Regions from separate parts of the Homo sapiens genome. Here all the other regions are linked to region 2. A link is a loop called in an ENCODE intact Hi-C map of the cell type or tissue named here. Cell type or tissue: endothelial cell of umbilical vein. All regions are shown on one strand.

Region 1 (5,000 bases), 380 kb before region 2:
TTTTTTTTTGAGACAGGGTTTGGCTTTGTCCCACAGGCTGGAGTGCAGTGGCATGATCTCTGCTCACTGCAACCTCTGCCTCCCTGGCTCAAGCAGTCCTCCCACCTCTGCCTCTCTAGAAGCTGGGACTACAGGAATACACCACCACACTTGGCTTTTAAAATTTTTTTGTAGAGATGAGGTCTCACTTTATTGCTCAGGCTGGTCTTGAACTCTTGGGCTCAAGTGATCCTCCTACCTCAGCCTCCCAAAGTGCTGGGATTACAGGTGTGAGCCACAGCGCCCAGCTGTGACTGTCTGATTTCACTGAGCATAATGTCCTCAAGGTTCCTCCATGCAGTAGCAGGTGTCAGCATTTATTTCCTTTTCAGGGCTACATAATATTTCATTGTATGGACAGACACATTTTGTTCATTCATTGGTAGGTGGACTCCTGGGTTGCTTCTACCTCTTGGCTATTGTGAATAATGCTGCAATGAACATGGGTGTACAAATATCTGTTGAGGACGGGTGCAGTGGCTCAGGCCTGTCATCCCAGCACTTTGGGAGGCTGAGGTGGGAGGATTGCTGGAAGCCAGGAGTTTGAGACCAGCCTGGCCAACATAGCAAGACCCCATCTCTACAAAAAATAAAAAAGTTAGCTGGGCATGGTGGGGAATGCCTGTAGTCCCAGCTACTTGAGCGGCTGAGGCAAGAGGATTGCTTTAGCCTGGAGGTTGAGGCCGCAGTGACCTATGATCTTGCCACTGCACTCCAGCCTGGGGGACAGAGTCAGACCCCATCTCAAAAAAAAAAAAAAAAGAGGTTAAAAAATCCCACAAATATCAGCTGGAGTCCCTGCTTTCAATTCTTTGGAGCATCTACCCAGAAGTGGAATTGCTGGATCTACATTTTTTTTTTTTTTTGAGACAGAGTCTTGCTCTGTCACCCAGGCTGGAATGCAATGGCGCGATCTCAGCTCACTGCAACCTCCGTCTCCCAGGTTCAAACAATTCTTATGCCTCAGCCTCCCGAGTAGCTGGGGCTACAGGCGCCCACCACCATGCTTGGCTCATTTTTCTATTTTTAGTAGAGACAGGGTTTCACCATATTGGCCAGGCTGGTCTCGAACTCCTCACCTCAAGTGATCCACCTGGTTCGGCCTCCCCAAGTGCTGGGATTACAGGCGTGAGCCACTGCGCCTGGCCTACCTTTGTTTTTGAAGTGGGTTGGGTGGGCCTGGGTTTCTCAAATCCCAGTATAGCACTGCATAGGATATATCACGGTCCTCAGTTCTCAGAACCTGGGTCTCCTCAGCTGTGAAAAGGGATAGTGATAATAGTGGCAATCACAGGGTTGCTGTGAGAGATACTTAAGATTTTGTAGAAACACCCACGCAGGCTGGGCGTGGTGGCTCACATCTGTAATCCCAGCACTTTGGGAGGCCGAGGTGGGAGGATCACTTGAGCACAGGAGTTCAAGACCAGCCAGGGCAACACAGTGAGATCTCCTCACTACAAAAAATATATATAAATTGGGTGGGCGTGGTGGTGTGCACCTGTAGTCCAATCTACTCGGGAGGCTGAGGTGGGAGGATTGCTTGAGCCTGGGAGGTGGGAGGTCGAGGCTGCAGTGAGCTGTGATTGTGCCCCTGCTTTCTATCCTGGGCAAAAGAATGAGACTCTCAGAAAAAAAAAAGAAAAAGAAATGATGACTTCAAGACCCAAGGAAAATTGCCCGTTAAAATTTTTTAAAATAATCTTTTAAATAAAAAATTTAAAAGAGAAACACCCATGTATCGTGTACATTGAACGGTGCCTGGCACCTGCTCAGCTTTGAATCATTTCTCCCGTGATGTTGCCATCAAATCTCCAGGGAAGGGGAAGCAGGCACCATCACGGCCACCAGGGGGCGCCGCTGCCACAGCTCTGAGTCTCGGCTGGGCCGGGCTGGCATCTCCACCGCCCATCACCTCCCACCATTGTCCCCCTCCGTTTTCAGGCCGGGCCTCCACTTTCTCATGTCACCCACTCTGCTATTACTCCATGCTCCCATCCTTCCTACGTCCTTACTTTCACCCAGGATGAGAAAGTGCCCCACCGTGTCCAGGCCACATCACCTTGTCCCATGACCTATGTCCCTTCCCTCCCCAAGGGAAGCTTCAGCCCATACCTTGCGCCATTTACCCGGCCCAAGGGCTCTCCCTGCGCAGGTAATGACCTTGTCCCTTTTCCCTCTGGATGGTTTCTCTGAAGGTCAGGTGAGGTCATGTGTGGGGAAGTCCCTCAGAGACAAACACTGGGGTCTGGTGCAACAGCTCACCCCTGTAATCCCAACACTTTAGGAGGCCAAGGCAGGAGGATCGTTGGAGGCCAGGAGGAGTTCAAGACCACTCTGGGAAAAATGGCAAGATCCCATCTCTACAAATAACTTAAAAATGAGCCAGGTGTTGAGCATGAACAGCTACTCAGGAGACTGAGGTGGGAGGGTCGTTTGAGGCCAGGAGTTTGAGGCTGCAGTGAGCTATGACTGTGCCACTGCACTCCAGCCTGGGTGACAGAATAAGACCCTTGTCTCAAAAATAAATAAATAAATAAATAGGCAAATAAAAATCAGCCAGGTGGGGTGATGCAAGCCTATAATTGCAGCACTTTGGGAGGCTGAGGCAGGAGGATTGCTCGAGGTCAGGAGTTCAAGACTAGCCTGGGCAACATCTCTACAAAAAAATTTAGAAATGAACCAGATGTGGTGGTGGGCACCTATAGTCCCTGCTACTCAGGAGGCTGAGGTGGGAGGATCACTTGAGGCCAGGAGTTCAAGGCTGCAGTGAGCTATGATTGCACCACTGCACTCCAGCCTGGATCACATAGTGAAACTGTGTCTCTAAAATCAAACCAAACCAAACCAAACCACAGCCCAGAGCTGGTGACAGGGTTGGGACAGCTGCAGTGAGCCTCAGGCCAGGGGCCCATGCCTTCCTCAGGAGCTCTGAGGAGTCCTTCCTGGTCAGAACACACTCCAGGAATTGCACTTTTCCAGCAGGGCTGGAGAGGTGTCCACAGGCCTGAGCAGACCCGCCCCTGGGAGAGAGGCCTGTGGACACCAAGGCCAACTCTAAAGGGGGTAGCTGCATTTGTAGCCCAGCTCCTGGGCACTTACTAGGCCCGAATGCGGGCTCCGCGTGGCCAGAGAATTGGAAAATGCAGAATTTTTTTTCCACAGGAAATCTCCAAATGTTTGAATATTGGCAGTTAGTTACAATTATTTTCAAACTCTTCATGGGCCAGTCAAGGCAATCTACAGCCGGGCTTGGCCTGTGGGTACCATTTTGCAGCCTCTGATGGAAGCTTCTTGAAGACACTGGTCAATGCTAATGGTCAATACCTTGCAGCACTGATCACAGGGATAACCTGAGTTTTAAGCTGCCTGGGTGATCTTTATTTTATTTTTATTATTAATGTTTTAATTTTTTTTTAGGGGCAGGGTCTTGCTCTGTTGCCCAGGCTGCAGTGCAGTGATGTTATCATAGCTCACTGCAGCCTTGACCTCCTGGGCTCAAGCAGTCCTCCCGACTCAGCCTCCTGAGTAGCTGGGACCACAGGCACTTGCAAACGTGCTAGGCTAATTTTTTAATTTTTGGGTGTGTGTGTGGCGGGGGTTGGGTCTCACTGTGTTGTCCAGGCTAGTCTCGAACTCCTGGCCTCAAGTAATCCTCCCTCCTCTGCTTCCCAAAGTGCTGGGATTATAGACGTGAGCCACTGTGCCTGGCTGAGCTTCACTCCTTCTCATGGAAGACTTTTTGTCTGAGCATTGATAGACACTTGGTAACCCCATTATAGTGTGGGCACTGGGCTCTTATAAGCAGGGGGCATCATATACTCTCCTTGGTCACCAGGATGACATTTCTGGGTGCACATAAGAAATGTCAACTGCGCTGGGTGTGGTGGCTCATGCCTGTAGTCCCAGCTACTTGGAAGGTTGAGGTGAGGAGATCGCTCAATCCCAGGAGTTTGGCATTCATTGGTGACCTCCCAGAAGCAGGGGACCACCAGGTTGCCTAAGGAGAGGTGAACCGGTCCAGGTCAGAAACAGAGCAGGTCAAAACTCCCGTGCTGATCAGCAGTGGGATTACACCTGTGAATAGCTACTGCACTCCAGCCTGAGCAACATAGTCTCTATTTAAATTAATATAATATAATATAATATAATATATATAATATAATATAATATAATAATAAAGGTCAACTGCAAATTGCACACTGATTCTTCAACCACCCCAGGAAAGGCCGACCTCACACTGCATGTGGATGGCGTGACAGTCCTGAATGTGGGGAAAGAGAGCTTGTCCTCGCAGCTACGTCAACAGAAGCCAGAGACTGGGGCCAAGAAGAAAGACCCTGCGGGGTTGGGCTGGAAAGTCCTGGACGCCCAGCTCTTCACACCCACTCAGTGCATGTGATCACAGCTGTAGGATCTAGAATAGTTGCACTTGACAGATGGCCTCTGAAGGTGTTGAAATGGGGCTTCCCGTGGCCAACTGATACCTGCATGCAGTAAGAAGCCAGGTGCTGCCACCACCCTCCCCCTGTTTGTATCCAGGGGATGGGACTTCTTGTGGAGGTCCCGGTTTGTCTTTGCTTCCGACCCCAAGCAGGCAGCTGGATCAAGCTGTCCTGAGAAGGTGATCCATCTCCCTAGCTGGGTGTATGCAATGCTGAATGCAGCTATCCCAGACACATTTATTCCATATACACCCCCCTCCCCAAATTCCATGGAATGAACGAAGTCAGATTTCAACAAGGATGACTACAGCCCAGGGCGAAATAACTCTGCTATCCCCTCTCTGTAGCTCCCCAGACTCTTTATTTTATTTTATTTTATTTTATTTTATTTATTTATTTTTTGAGACGGAGTCTTGCTCTGTTGCCCAGGCTGGAGTGCAGTGGCATGATCTCGGCTCACTGCAACCTCTGCCTCCTGGGTTCAAGCGATTCTCCTGCTCAGCCTCCCGAGTAGCTGGG
Region 2 (5,000 bases):
CCTGATTCAAGCACCAGGGACAGAAAAAAGATAAAACACACCAACCAACCAACCGACCAACCATTTATTTATAACCTTAAACATGCCTATACATGAACTTAGAGAACGTTAAAGTTTCAAGGGTTCGAAGCGCCTAGGCTGAATTAAAACAAAAGTTGTTTTGTGTTCTATTAATAGCAGATGATTAACAGATATCTTATTTCACCTGGAATTCATTTGTAAGTATGTAAACTAAACAGGCCACTAATCCTAAGTCTCTGTCTGTGTCTGGAAAAATTCTCTCCTAATACATGCAAGTTAAGAGACCGGCTATCAACGCATTCCTTAAGGTTAGGTCAATTTCATTAAAACCTCGGTTGTTCTTTGACTTCAAGAACCTCACCAAATAACCCATATATAAAAGCCAAGTTCAACTGAAAGGTGGGAGAGGAAGGGTCTAAGGAGGAGGGCGTTTCCCGGGAGAACGCCCAGAGCTCGGCTCACCTGGCGATCCTAATTACAGGGGAGTTTCACCCCCACATTCTTGGGCGCTTTCTTTTCTTAGAGGAAACTCGAGCTTGTGTCTTTGGTCCCGGAGGGCTTAAGCCCGGCAGCCAGGACAGCACGGGTCACTGATTCCAAGAAGTTGGGAGGAGGACGTGGGCCCCACCGACGCACAACAGACCCCTCCCCAACTTAAGTGCACTAGTTGTAAAATGTGTAGCTGGTCAGGGGATGGGGGGTGGTCTCCAGAGCTCTGAGGGTCAGGGAAGAGGAGAAGGGACGGGGAGGAGAAGGGACAGGGGAGGCGGAGAAGGGCCAGGAGAGGAGGGGGAGACACACGGGGAAGGAGGAAGAACCAAGAGGAGGGGGAGGGGGAGGGGGAGGGAGGGGGATAGACTGGGGAGAAGAAGGGACAGGGGAGGAGGGGGAGACACACGGGGGAGAAGGAAGAACCAGGAGGAGGGGAGGGACAGTGTCGAGGGGCAGGGGAGGAGGGAGAGTGAACGGGGAGCGGAGGGGCAGAGGGAGAGGTACAGCGGGGCGGGAAAGAGAGACAGGGAAGAAGCACAGGGAGGAGGGGAGGGAAGGAGGAGGAAAAGTAGGGGGGAGGGGATGGGGAGGGACTGGGAGGAAGGAGAGGGCCAGGGGAGGAAGAAGAGGGGCTGTGGAGGGCCAGGGGAGGAGTGGGAGAGACCGGGAGAGGTGGAAGGACGCGGGGGAGGGGAGCTGGAGGGAGGGAAAGTACCTTCCCGCGTAAAGTCCCCTTCTGAACCCCGAGGTGGAAAGCCCTGACCTCCCTGAGCCCCGGGCCCTGGGCTTACCCGGTAGGTGCTCTCCGTGAGCCGGTTCACCTCCTCGGGCCCCCGGGACATGGCTGCGGCCGCCGGGCGAGCAAGCGCGGGAGGACGCGGCTGGGCCTCGTGGCCGCCGGACTCCGGGCAGCGGGAGGGCCGGGGCGCGACTAAGGGGCTCTGGAGGGTCGGCCGCCGCCGCAGCCGTCGGCCCGAGAGTGCCCGCGCGCGTCTCCGCTGCGAAAATGTCAAAACTTGCGGCAGCGCCGCCCTGGCCTTCTTCGAGGAGCAGAGGAGAAGCGGCCGGACGCCGCCAGAGGAAGCTGGGCGGGCCGGGCGGCCCCACCTGAGGCGGGCGGGGCAGACGGGGGCGGGGCCGCAGGGCCGGAGGGGCGTGGCGTACCCACCTGAGGCGGCCTGGTGAGCGGGGCCCGGCCGGGGTGGGCGGGGAGGAGGCGGGGCCAGGCAGCTGGAATGGGCGTGGCCAGAGGGAAGCGGGCCCCCCGAGTGGGCGGGGTCACCCCACCTGTGGCGGACAGGGCAGCGAGGCCACGGTGCGCCCCCTCGCGGCTCTCCCAGAGCTCCGGCGACGTAGGGCCCGAGACCCTGGAGTGGGGACCGGTGTGGAGTGGGCTGCTCGCTTTGCTGTTTTGCTAGGGCAAGGGCAGCCTGGGGGTGTTTAGACTGTGGTCCTGGAGCCCTTGTTTGCCTCGCGTGGTGCTGGCCCCGGGGACCCCGAGGCCCACTTCCTCCATGAGGGCTTCCTTCAAGCCCTGCGTTTTGGGGACCAAGGGAAGGGGCCACATTCCCCAGTTGTATTGATTTCCCTGATTGATCTCTTCTTGCCCCGCCGCTCACTGACCCCAAAAGTTAGAGGGACCCGTGGGGGCATCGGCCCTCCTAGGTGGAGAAAACGGGCTGCCACTTGCAGTTTTGAAAGCTCCTGATATATCAAAAAATTAATAAATGCCAGGGTCTAGTTACCGAAATGTTAGTACTTTTTTTTTTTTGAGATGGAGTCTCACTCTGTCGCCTAGGCTGGAGTGCAGTGGTGCGATCTCAGCTTGCTGCAACCTCCGCTTCCCAGGTTCAAGCGATTCTCCTGCCTGGCATGAGCCATCCTGCCTGGCCCCCAGATAGAAGCTTTTTGTTTGTTTTTGAGACAGAGTTTCACTCTTGTCCCCTCAGGCTGGAGTGCAGTGGTGCTCTCTCAGCTTGCTGCAATCTCTGCCCCCCAGGTTTAAGCAATTCTCCTGCCTCAGCCTCTCGAGTAGCTGAGATTACAGGTGCACGTGCCACCAAGCCAGGCTAATTTTTTTGTATTTTTAGTAGAGACGGGGTTTCACCATGTTGGCCAGGTTGGTCCCGAGCTCCTAACCTCAGGTGATCCGCCCTGCTCAGCCTCCCAAAGTGCTGGGATTACAGGCTTGAACCACCGCGCCCGGCCCAGTAGTACATTTTTAAACTTTACATTAACAACGACCTTTAACTCAATGCAGTGTAACCATGCTACTCACGAGATTGTTGTAGGGTTTAGAAAACCACCTGAGCTGAAGTGTTAGGGAAGCCTCTCTTCTTGTCATCACTCAAACTCTGTGGAGGTGTGTGGCTCCTGGGCTCCCTATTTTGTCTCCATCCCGGCCTCAGCCCTGCCCAAGGGTGAGGCAGCTGCCTTCTTTGGGCCTCTCTTCCAGGATTATGTACCTTGGGCTGGGTGACAGCCTTCTCCCCAGTAAGAACCACCATTTAGCTACCTGAGACCCGCACCCAACAAGGGCAGAGGTCTTATTCTGATTTTTTAAAACCTCTGGGCTTGGTGGCTCATGCCTGTAATCCTAGCACTTTGGGAGGCCAAGGCAGGCGGATCACTTGAGGTCAGGAGTTCGAGACCAGCCTAGCCAACATGGTGAAACCGCCCTGCCCCCGTCTCTACTAAAAATACAAAAATTAGCCAGGCATGGTAGCACGTGCACCTGTAATCTCAGCTACTCGGGAGGCTGAGGCAGGAGAATTGCTTAAACCTGGGAGGCAGAGATTGCAGTGAGCTGAGATAGCACCACTGCACTCCAGCCTGAGGGACAAGAGCGAAACTCTGTCTCAAAAACAAACAAACAAAAAGCTTCTATCTGGGGGCCAGGCAGGATGGCTCATGCCTGTAATCCGAGCACTTCGGGAGACCAAGGCAGGAGGACTGGTTGAGTCTAGGAGTTCGAGGCCAGCCTAGGCAATATAGGGAGCCCACCCCCATCTCTGCAAAAAATATAATTAAAAACATTAGCCAAGTGTGATAGTGTGCATCTGTAGTCCCAGCTATTCCGGAGGCTGAGGTAGGAGGATGGCTTGAGCCCAAGAGGTTGCAGTGAGCTGTGATGGTGCCACTGCATTCCAGCTTGGGCCACAGAGTGAGACTCTGTTTCAAAAAACAAACAAAAATGCCAAAACGTCTATGTGAGTGCAATTGCATCTTTTATGGGCTGTTAAGATGTGAGACTTCTGGCCAGGCGCAGTGGCTCACGCCTGTAATGCCAGCACTTTAGGAGACTGAGGCAGGCAGATCACCTGAGGTCAGGAGTTTGAGACCAGCCTGACCAACATGGAGAAACCCCGTCTATACTAAAAATACAACATTGACCAGGTTTGATGGTGCATGCCTAAATCCCAGCTACTCAGCAGGCTGAGGCAGGAGAATCACTTGAACCTGGGAGGCTGAGGTTGTGGTGAGTGAGATCACGCCATTGCACTCCAGCCTGGGCAACAAGAGCGAAAATTTGTCTCAAAAAAAAAAAAAAAAGAAAAAGAAAAGAAAAGAAAAAAGAAAGATGTGAGACTTCTAAACTAATCTTGTGATAAAGTTCACTAGGAAATATACACAATGAAGGCACTGTGTGGCCCAGATGGGAACATCAAGAGGGTGAGTACCACTGGACTTAGAACAGAAACCACCACCTGGACTTGGGGACTGTTTTATTGGGTTTTGCAAACTATAAAACACATCATGCAGCTAGGCACAGCGGCTCACGCCTGTAATCCCAGCACTTTGGGAGGCCAAGGTGGGTGGATCACTTGGGGTCAGGAGTTAGAGATCAGCCTCACCAATATGGTGAAGCCCCGTCTCTACTAAAAATACAAAAATTAGCCGGGTGTGGTGGCAGGCACCTGTAGTCCCAGCTACTCGGGAGGCTGAGACAGGAGAAGCGCTTGAACCCGGGAGGCGGAGGTTACAGTGAGCCGGGATCTCATGCCACTGCACTGCAGCCTGGGCAAGAGAGTGAGACTCTGTCTCAAAACAAACAAGCAAACAAAAAAAACTTACCATTCTTGGGAACCAAAATGTTATGTCTTCCTGATGTTAGGGGGAAATAACACATCAGTCCCAAGTTTCTGGCAATGGAAGCAGGTGCCTTCTTCTTTAACAGATTTACAGTATTTAGTTCATGAGGTTTGCCAACTGGGTTTCACTTCCCATATGGGAGATGCATTCATGACTTTATAATTTCTACCATTATGTATTCGGCTCTGCAAGTATGTCTGTTGGTTTTTATTGAAACTTGAAAATAGGCTGGGCGCGGTGGCTCACGCCTGTAATCCCAGCACTTTGGGAGGCCGAGGCGGGTGGATCACAAGGTCAGGAGATCGAGACCATCCTGGTCAACGTGGTGAAACCCCGTCTCTACTAAAATACAAAAATCAGCCGGGCGTGGCAGTATGTGCCTGTAGTCCCAGCTA
Region 3 (5,000 bases), 110 kb before region 2:
GGTGGGGGTGCCTGGTTTGTCCTCCCAGGAGAAGCAGATGGTAACACTGCTGGACCTGGCTGGAAGGAGCCTGAAGCATCGGCCACGTCCACTGGCTTACCTGCATGTAACCTTTCCCAATCTCAGCCTCATAGGATACTACACTTATGGCAAGGCTAAAGGAGAGGGGATAAGTCACAGCCCCAGCACCCAGCAACACACACGGTGAGCGGCCGGGCTGGAGTGCAGCAGCATGATCTGGCTCACTGCAACCTCTGCCTCCCGGGTTCAAGTGATTCTCCTGCCTCAGCCTCCTGAGTGGCGCCCACCACCACACCTGTCTAATTTTTGTATTTTTAGTAGAGACTCCTGACCTCAGGTGATCCCCCTGCCTCGGCCTCACAAAATGCTGGGATTCCCGTACCTGGGCCGGGCTGGGAATTTTAACCATGACTCTCCACTCCAAAATAGGTCCAGATCCTTGGCAGCCAAAGATGATTTCCAGCCCCGGGCTCAGGGCAGCCAGTGCGTAGTCCTCACATCCATACCATAGGGCCAGGTTCCGAGGGCATCATGGCTGCTAGGCTGAAAAACCCGCCCTTCTCCAGGCACCAGAGGTCATCCTGGCTTTACACGTATCCTTTGAGAGTCTGTACCTGATTCAAACACGGAGAAACCAGGACCCCGAGCAGTTTGAGTGTACTGGTAATGGATGCAGCTTTGGCCAACTAGCTGAGTGAGAACACAAGGAGCCGTGACTCCGACGCCCAGGCCTGTGTCCTGGATGGGCCGTGTGCAGCGAATCCGTTGGCGACTCCTAACTACCAAGAAAAGGAGCTCTCGGAGGAGATTTCGTCGAGTGCTACGTGTGGCTGTGATAAGGGCAGGCAAAGCGTCTTAGCACTCTACAGCTCTGGCGTGGTTGGAGGGAGGGTGGGGGTTTCTCCATCTCTGGAAGCTCTACACTTAAACATTTTAAGTTAAATTACATTTATATAGTATTTTCATAATTTATATTGCTTAAAATTATGATTTGCATGCTAAGATGCAAACTTACGTGATATCTTCTTTAGACATAATGCTATTAAGAGCACATGCTTTATAAAATAAAACTGGTCTCATTCATATCAGGTGCAGAAAGCCAGTCCTGAAAGCATAGACTATCCCTTATTCTGGCTGTTATTAAGGAAAAAATTCATTTAAAAAATACAGTAAAGATTGAAACCAAGTTTACTGTTTCTTGAACAGAATAGGAAGAAAATATTTTAAATGGCTGAGCTGGTCATTAGACTATTACTCATTTATCTTAAAGGCAGAAACTTGTCAACCCAACTACGTGAAACAGAGAAGCATGATTTGCTTAAGCAGGCGACATTAGAGTTAGGCCTCTCCACTGAAGCTTCCCGACCGTCAGCACGTGGCAGACAGGATGCGCCCATCATTCCGCAAGGGAGAACCGGAGAGGCCCGGGAGAGTCCTTGGCTGTCCTCTCATCGAATGATGGGTGCCGAGCGATCATTCGTCACAGTCGGGCGGAGTTTCACAGTGGCAAAGGGGTTTTCTCCGCTGCAGGGGATAAGAAAAATCTTTCAGAACTTCTGCTCTACGAGGGAAACTGGATTTTAACAGTGCTAATAACCCGTTCTTGCCCTGTGAGACTGGGCGGCTGACCACCTCCCCAGCTTGTACAGGTCCCAGCAGCGTTTTCTGAGTGTGAAAGTTTTGTTCAGTGATGATTCCTACACCATACCACCTGCTGCAGAACGATCCCAGGTTTTAAGCGTTCTGGACGTGGGCACCCACACCTCTTTAGTCCTGCATTGTGTGTGACATGGGGGTCACTCTGGGGTGGGGAAGCCCTGCTCCCAGCGTGGTCTAAAGTAGTTGGTAAAGCGAGCAGGGGGCTGCACTCCCCCATGGCTCCACAGGCCGAGGCCTTTCTCAGGCTGGACCCCCTGGGCTGGGCACCGAAGGCCCTTCCGGGGGACACTACAGGGAAGAGCAATGTCACACACTGAGGCTCACGTAGGAAGCCACGCCTACCTGAGAAAAGGCGGCTTTGCAGTCCCGTTGGCATCGTTCTGTGAGAAAGATAAAGAAGTTTATGGAGGGCTTAGAATTGGTCTTTTAAAAATTATTTTAGGTAGAGATGGGGATTTGCTATGTTGCCCAGGCTGGTTTCGAACTCCTGAGCTCACGTGATCCTTCCACCTTGGCCTCCTAATGTGCTGGGACTACAGGTGTGAGCCGCTGCGACTGGCCTGTATTGGAGATTTTTAATAAGACCCGAAGGTAAAGACATCTAAAACATAAGGGATGTTTAAAAGTGCCCTGTCCCAATCTGTTAGACTGTCTAAATTCACTTGGAAGAATAAGGCAAGAACAGAAAACGCTCTGAAAGGCGGTAGCGGCCCTCCCAGGTGTCAGAGCGTGAACAGAGCATGGCACTGCCTGCGCGGGTCACCCGTGATGTCGGGAGCTCACATGTGAACGAGCCGCCTGCTAAACTCGGAAACAGTTTCACAAAATGAAGCTTGAGCAACAGAGCGACATCACAGAAGAAAACATTTGTGCCAAACAGAACCTCTCAGACTCGGGGCAAACAGAGATCCCACAGGTCCTCAGCCACGGTCTTTTGAACGCAGAATCTAGTGACTGGGATGTGCTTTTTGGGAGCTGACTCCTGAAGCATGACAAAGAAACAGGAAATAAAAATAAAACCCCACTGGCTTTGGGGCTGCTAGAGCCAGGGATCTTGTAGGAAGCTCAAACTGAGGAAAAGAGAAGGTGGAACCAAAGTGCAAAGGTGCCTACAGGGCTCGGGTGGGGAGCAACTCCTTCCAGCACCTGCCACCCAGGGCGAGCCAGGGCCAGGTGTGTGCGCGCCTTCTTTCCCTCACTCCAAAAAGCCTGGAGGGTTTAACACTCTTTCCTGCCTGCACACAGGGAGTGGAGTCAGGCAGCCGCCCAGGAGAGGGCAGTGTAACACTGTGTAACCAGCCTGTGGCCCGGCCACACCGTCCTGACAGCCCCAGGAAGCGTCCCAGCACCCCCAGGGGGTCTCAGGGAGCACGCAGACCTCTCAAGATTGACTTAGGGGAGGCCCTCTCATGCCCGATGCCAGCGCTAGAGCGCAGGCCGTTCCTGGACATGGAGGCCCAGGCCAGGCCTCCTCTGGGATGGCCTCCACTGCATGTTGGGTGTACAGGCTGTGGAGACGGAAGGCAGTTTGGGAGCCCCAGGGCTGTGCCTGAGACCTGTCCCACCCTCCCCAGATCCCCTGGGCAGGGCATCTGGGGCCAATTCATTGTCTGCTTTTCATCACTGGAGCACAAAGCCACTGACCTGCCTTGCACATCCTACAGGGCTTTAAATGGCCGCAAAAGTGACTTCCTGCGGGGCACTCAACGCTTCCCTAGCAGGCCTCAGAGGAAGTCCTTGCTGGTGTGAGGTGCATGCTCTGCGATTATGATGGGCTAATTTATGATTTAAATGCACCAGGGTGCCTGTCGCATGTGCTCACGGTGCTGGCATTCGTGGACTCTGTTGCAGAAGGGCCATGGCTGGGCCTGAGGCACGATTCATGCCAATCCTGACTCCACTCTGCCCTCCCCTCCTCTCCCACTGGAGTCATCTGACTCCTTGGGGCCAACACCATCTCCCTCACATGTGCAGCTTATGCTAGGGGAAGGCGCTTCCCAAACTAGAAACCAGAAACACCCTCCACCCACCCCAAGCACACCCCGGAGCTTGTTCAGAGCCTCCTGGGCCCCCACGGGACTTTAAAAAGGTCCCAGTAAATCCTCACAAAGAACGCAGCAAGAAGCACCGACTCCTGCCAGGAGGACTGAGGAGGAAAAAGAACGCTTAAGATGACAGCTGGAAGCCACTCAGTGTTGGGCCAACCCCGTGCACGCATGCCTGGGGCCCAACAATCCTGCTCCCTGTAGGAACAAGCAGGGCACACACCCATGGGCACCGAGACACTCGGGCAGCCCTGGAGAAACAGCCCAGACCAGAAACACCAGACGCCCGTCAATGGGAGAGTCAGAACCAGCTTCTGTGCAGACAGCAGGTCACCACACAGCACTGAGCGACTGTCCCTACGGGGCCACCCCAGACAGCCATCTCTGTGCCAGGGCTTGGGGAGTCTGGTGTTGGAGAAGGGATGGTCACGGAGGTGGGCCATGCTGGGTGATCGTGGGGGCCGGGAACGTCCTGCTGGGTATACGGAGTCACATCATGAAAATTCATTGTGTGCTTTTCTGTCTGTGGTATTCTGTAATACAATGTTTACTTTAAAATATGTATTGGGCCAGGGACAGTGGCTCATGCCTGTAATCCCAGCACTTTGGGAGGCTGAGGTGGGCGCATCACCTGAGGTCGGGAGTTCGAGACCAGCCTGACCAACATGGAGAAACCCCGTCTCTACTAAAAATACAAAATTAGCTGGGTGTGGTGGCGCACGCCGGTAATCCCAGCTACTCAGGAGGCTGAGGCAGGAGAATCGCTTGAACAGGGAGGCAGAGGTTGTGGTGAGCTGAGATTGCACCACTGCACTCCAGCCTGGGCAACAGAGTGAGACTCCATCTGTAAAAAACAAAAAAACAAAAAACCAACAAAACAAAAACAGAAACAACAAAAACATATTGGACGTGTTCAGGCAGATTTCCCGTTTAACATCTGCATGTTTCTCAGGGACCTGAAACCCCAGCACTCCTTCTGGATACAAGGCTGGCAGGAGCCTCTCTGCCTCCCTCTCCACTGCAAAGGAGACCCACGAGGGCAGGGGCTTGGCACATACGGTGCCTCTTATCTGGTGGCCCCCAAGGGTCTCACAGCATCCTCCCTGCGTCCCTGTCTCAACCGCATACCTCACACTCAGCCCACTGTGGTGGTCACTGAACATAGACCTGCCCTCCTCTCTGTTCCCTTTCCTTGCAGTGGGGGACACCTCCAAGCCACAGGCAGCACTGCCACCGGCACCCAGGGCCCCGCGGGCACTGCCTGCTGCATGTCCT
Region 4 (5,000 bases), 160 kb before region 2:
CCACTGCACTCAACAGAGTGCAACAGAGCGAGACCCTATCTCTAAAAAGAAAAAAAAATAGGGCCAGCTCCCTGGTCTCCTGGCTTCTCCCAGTCCCAGGGGCAGCCCCACCTGACAGCCCTGTATGTCCCAGGGAGGCCTCCACTCATTGGAGGCCACGCCAAGACCTGGGTCCAGTGCTGTGCTCCCTAAGCTGGGAGGTTCTTCTGGGTCATGGAGCAACGCTAGAGCCAGAGGTGCCTCCCTTGGCTGAGGGGGAGGACAAAGTGCCAGATGGAGGCTCAGTCTGGGACAGAGCAGCTTGGACACCAGGGTCAGGGCAAGTTCTGTGCTGTCCTGGGCCTGGCCTGGCTCCCTGTGTGACTATCTCCCAAGTGAAGGGACACGCAGTGTCGTGGTGTTCCCGGGACAGGAAACAGCTCAAAGGCCAGGTCCCGAGGTGGGCGTGGTGTCCCCTGGTGCACACAGGTGGGGAAGGTGGAGAGGAGGCTGCATGTGACACTCTGTCCTGGCCCTATCCTGCCCCCAACCCACATTCAGGAACAGAGACCTTGGCCCAGATGTCCCGGGACTTGTATCTCCTGTACCGGATCCACTTCCGGCGCCGCACACAAGAATTCCACTTCTTGTCTTTCGTGTAGGTGGCGGGAAAGTCGATGGCGTACGTCCACCCCTGAAACACCAAGGAAGGGGCTCTCAGGCTCTGCGGGGAAGGCATTTGAAGAGCTGGGGAAGGTGGGGAGGGAGGGTGTGGCCTGAAACACCCGAGCTCAGGCACCACAGGGTGCAGGGGACAGAAGCAGGGACAGGCGGGAGGCACCCCCTCCCCACAGGGCAGTCATGGAGGGTCCCAAGTTCACCTACCCCTTTCTCAGTGGGTTCACCTCCAAAATTCTCATCCACGTACCAGTCAGACTCCCACTCCCAGTGCGGCGAGGGCAGTGCCACCCTGTCCAGCGGCCGGTGCTGGAGCCCACTCACGTCACTCCACCCCCAGCGGTCACTCAGCAGGAGCTTCTCACAGAAGCCGCCCATGGGATTCCAGCGCTGAGGGCCGGGGACACAGAGGCGGCCTTGGACCCAAGCCTGCTGGGCGGGAACCCAGGCGGGCCAGGCATCTCCAGGACCAGCTGACCCTGCCCAGCCGACCCCCTCATTGATCTCCAGAATAGGAAGTGAGCAGAGGGCCTGTGTGGGACCCAGCAACTGGGGACCCCCATGCCACTTCATCATGAGCCAGCAAGTACATCAGCACAGCCCCAAAGGGCAAAGAACCTCCTGCCAGCCACGGCGCTGTGAGCAGGGCAGGCGGTGGAGGGCACACCTTGTCCTAGGCTCCCAGAAACCACTGGAGCCTGCCCTCGTGGGGACCTGGCCAGACTGCTTTGGTGAGGACACAATAGTGGCTTCAGCCTCAAAGACCCTGGATACTATGCAACTTGAATTTTTTTTGGAGGGGCGGGGTGCAGGGGGACAGGGTCTTGCTCTGTTGCCCAGGCTGGAGTGCAGGGCACGATTATGGCTCACTACAGCCTTGACCTCCCTGGCTCAAGTGATCCTCCTGCCTCAGCCTCCTAAGTAGCTGGGACTAAAGGTGCACACCACCACACCCTGCTAATTCTTGTATTTTTTTTGTAGAGGCAGAGATTCACCATGATGCCTAGGCTGGTCTCAAACTCCTGAGCTCAAGCGATCTGCCCGCCACAGCCTTCCAAAGTGCTGGGATTACAGGCGTGAGTCACCACGCCTGGCAGCAACACAGATTTTAAGTACAAGGAAGGAAATGAAGGCAGGAACTGGTGGGGAATCTGGGGCCTCTATTTCCCTTCTGTGGTTCATCATTTTAACCAATAACCCAGCGAACTGACCCGCTCGGCAACTCCAACCATGAGGGTCACTACCTGATTCTCATAGGCCTCCTCTCGGCGGCGGATGGGGACATCGCTGGCACACACATACACGTAGACCTGGTTGTCACAGGCAATGCCCCAGCAGCACTGCGTGGTGGCGCTGACGCGCTTGAACTCCAGCTGGGAGTCCTTGCACATTTCCCAGTACTGGCCTGCTGTGGACAGCGTGTACACTCTCCCGAAGAGGTCCACCGCCCACAGCACTGAGTTGGGCATGGCAGCGGCTGGAGGTAACCTGCGGCAGGAGGACGAGGGCCAGCGTTCAGGCTCCCAGCCCAGGGGACATCAGAGTCATGTGAAACCTGGGAGACTTCTACTGTGACTATTTATTCTTTTTCTCTTTTTTTTTTTTTTTAGATGGAGTCTCACTCTGTCACCCAGGCTGGAGTGCAGTGGCGCAATCTTGGCTCACTGCAACCTCCACCTCCAGGGTTCAAGCAATTCTCCTGCCTCAGCCTCCCAAGTAGCTGGGATTATAGGCACCTGCCACCATACCCAGCTAGTTTTTGTATTTTTAGTAGAGACGGGGTTTCGCCACATTGGCCAGGCTGGTATCGATCTCCTGACCTTGTGATCTGCCTGCCTCAGCCTCCCAAAGTGCTGGGATTACAGGCGTGAGCCACCGCGCGTGGCCAACTGCTTATTCTTTCTTTTTTTGTTTATTTTTTTGAGACGGAGTCTCGCTCTGTTGCCCAGGCTGGAGTGCAATGGCACGATCTTGGGATCTTGGCTCACTGCAACCTCCACCTCCCAGGTTTTCTCCTGCCTCAGCCTCCCCAGTAGTTGGGACTACAGGTGCACGCCACCACGCCTGGCTAATTTTTGTATTTTTAGTAGAGACATGATTTCACCATGTTGGACAGGCTGGTCTCGAACTCCTGACCTCAGGTGATCCACCTGCCTCTGCCTCCCGAAGTGTTGGGATTAGAGGCATGAGCCACCACGCCCGGTCTCTTTTTTGTTTTTGAAAGAATTTAAAAATAGATCACTTGAGGCCAGGAGTTCAAGACCAGCCTGGTCAACATGGTGAAACCTCATCTCTACTAAAAATACAAAAATTAGCCAGGCACAGTAGTGTGTGCCTGTAGTCGCAGCTACTCAGGTGGCTGAGGCAGGATAATGGCTTGAACCCGGGAGATGGAGGTTGCAGTGAGCAGACACAGTGCCACTGCACTGCAGCCTAGGTGACAGAGGGAGACCCTGTCTCAAAAAAAAAGAATTTAAAAAGTAGAGACAGGGTCTTGCTCGGTCACCCAGGCTGGAGTGCAGTGGTTTGATTACAACTCGTTGCGGCCTCGAACTCCTGGGCTCAAGTGATCCTCCTACCTCAGCCTCCTGGGACAACAACAGACATGCACCACCATACCCAGCTAATTAAAAATTTTTTTTTTGTAGAGACAGAGTCTCACTATGTTGCCCAAGCTGGTCTCAAACTCCTAGTCTCAAGCAATCCTCCCATCTCGGCCTCCCAAACTGCTAGGATTACAGCCTTGAGCCACCATGCCTGGCCAGATCTTTGTTTTCAAAAGAATCAATGAAAGCTTACAGGTTTAGTTGAATCTCGAAAGATATAACTACCCCACTACTTCCCCAGGGGTCCTTCCCCAGAGTGGGCAGGTCTCCCCGCCATGTTGGCCTCTATCTGGGCATAATGAGGGCACGTTGAGAGCCAACGTGACCATGTGAATTCAGGGACGTAGGGGTCTTTTCTTCATGCGCCCTCAGTGACTCCTTCCTCCTCTTCCCCCGGCTCTCTTCTTCTGCCATTCTCTACTCCTTTCTTTTTCTTTTCTTTTCTTTTTTATTTTTTAAGAGAGTATCTTGCTCTGTTGTCCAGACTGGAGTACAGTGGTGCAATCATAGCTCACTGCAGCCTTGAACTCCTGAACTCAAGCCATCCTCCTGCCTCAGCCTCCTGAGTGGCTGGGACTACAGGCATGTGCCACCGTACCTGGCTAATTTTTAAAATTTTTTTTGTAGAGATGGGGTCTCGCTATGTTGCCCAGGCTGGTCTTGAACTCCTGGCCTCAAGCGATCCTCCCACCTTGGCCTCCCGAAGCGCTGGGATTATAGACGTGAGCCACTGCACCCAGCCCTTTCTCTCTTCTTTCTCTGTGCTTTGTAGGCATAGCCAAGGCTATTGCTAAGCTCTGCCACTGACCACCCCTGGCCCCACCTCCAGGGCCCATAGTGCTGTTGCACCCAGGGGTGTCCTTCCTGGAGTCCTGGCTCCTGATAGGAACAGTCTTTCCACCGTGGCAGGGCCACATGGCCACACACAAGGCAGCCAAACACAGAGCTACTGGATGAAGCCACCAGGGCCATCACCTGAGAAGCTCTGCCCGACAGGGCGGCTCCTAGATCCAACCCAGGACACTGGCCCGGGGCCTGAAGAGAGGAAAGAGCCTACAGATGAAGACATGGCCAGTCTGACTTAAAAACCGGAGCAAAAGGAGACAGGCAGAGTTTATTTAGGTGCCTGGAGGCTGGGCCCAGTGCTCCCGCAGCATACCAGAGCCATGCGGGTGCTCCAGACGGCCGGGTGACTGTGACGATGGCACGAGATAGAAGCATGTCTGAAAAGAGGAGCAGCTGCCACCGGCAAAAAAAAAAAAAAAAAAAAAAAAAAAGCCAGGTGTGGTGGCTCACACCTGTAAACCCAGCACTTTGGGAGGCCAAGGCGGATGGATCACCTGATGCCAGGAGTTTGAGACCAGCCTGGCCAGCATGGTGAGACTCCATCTTTACTGAAAAAAAAAGGTGAAAATTAGCCAGGCACAGTGGCGCGTGCCTGTAATCTCAGTTACTCAGGAGACTGAGGCAGGAGAATCGCTGGAACCAGGAGGTGGAGGTTGCAGAGAGCCGAGATTGCACCACTGCACTCCAGCCTGGATGACAGAGTGCGACTCCGTCTCAAAAAAAAACAAAACAAAAAACTAGGCTCTTTGGGGACAAGGTGCATCTTTTTTTTTTTTTTTTGACAGAGTCTTCCTCTACTCCCAGGCTGGAGTGCAGTGGCATAATCACAGCTCACTGAAACTTCCACCTTCTGGGTTCAAGTGATTCTCCTGCCTCAGCCTCCCAAGTAGC

Evidence for each region. Hi-C counts contacts between places; a loop is a spot of excess contacts. Peaks named below come from ENCODE experiments on the same cell type or tissue, not always from the same donor. Only the 100,000 strongest peaks of a DNase experiment are listed, where the experiment ranks them.
Region 1: it touches region 2 in a loop (6-fold over the local background); 10 of 110 quality-filtered maps call a loop at or near these places.
Region 3: a loop joins it to region 2, with 16 times the contacts of the local background. A loop is called at or near these places in 74 of 110 quality-filtered maps.
Region 4: it touches region 2 in a loop (17-fold over the local background); 9 of 110 quality-filtered maps call a loop at or near these places.

Annotation. Positions count from the first base shown.
Region 1 is chr7:98,019,817-98,024,816 of GRCh38, forward strand. No RefSeq gene overlaps it. Among named protein-coding and RNA genes, the nearest start is that of OCM2, 32 kb to the left of the region's middle. RefSeq lists an enhancer at 2,973-3,472. In endothelial cell of umbilical vein, a CTCF peak has its summit at 1,886 (motif pointing right); a DNase peak (open chromatin) is centred at 1,905.
Region 2 is chr7:98,399,498-98,404,497 of GRCh38, forward strand. BAIAP2L1 (BAR/IMD domain containing adaptor protein 2 like 1) reads right to left here and starts at 1,593. Exons shown (of 14, transcript NM_018842.5): 1 at 1,305-1,593. The coding sequence starts at 1,355. RefSeq lists a silencer at 1,267-1,926. In endothelial cell of umbilical vein, a CTCF peak has its summit at 1,886 (motif pointing left); a DNase peak (open chromatin) is centred at 1,774; H3K4me3 peaks cover 1,003 bases; H3K27me3 peaks cover 191 bases.
Region 3 is chr7:98,292,052-98,297,051 of GRCh38, forward strand. It overlaps BAIAP2L1 (BAR/IMD domain containing adaptor protein 2 like 1), which reads right to left. Exons shown (of 14, transcript NM_018842.5): 13 at 2,023-2,060; 14 at 1-1,545. The coding sequence ends at 1,470. It also overlaps a transcript of BRI3 not described here. Among named protein-coding and RNA genes, the nearest start is that of BRI3, 13 kb to the left of the region's middle. RefSeq lists enhancers at 3,025-3,254, 4,588-5,000 and a silencer at 3,863-3,977. In endothelial cell of umbilical vein, a CTCF peak has its summit at 2,951 (motif pointing right); no DNase peak of the experiment used is centred here.
Region 4 is chr7:98,244,021-98,249,020 of GRCh38, forward strand. TECPR1 (tectonin beta-propeller repeat containing 1) reads right to left here. Exons shown (of 26, transcript NM_015395.3): 3 at 1,902-2,145; 4 at 865-1,047; 5 at 551-673. The coding sequence starts at 2,126. Among named protein-coding and RNA genes, the nearest start is that of TECPR1, 5.7 kb to the right of the region's middle. In endothelial cell of umbilical vein, no CTCF peak of the experiment used is centred here; a DNase peak (open chromatin) is centred at 1,881; H3K27ac peaks cover 1,131 bases.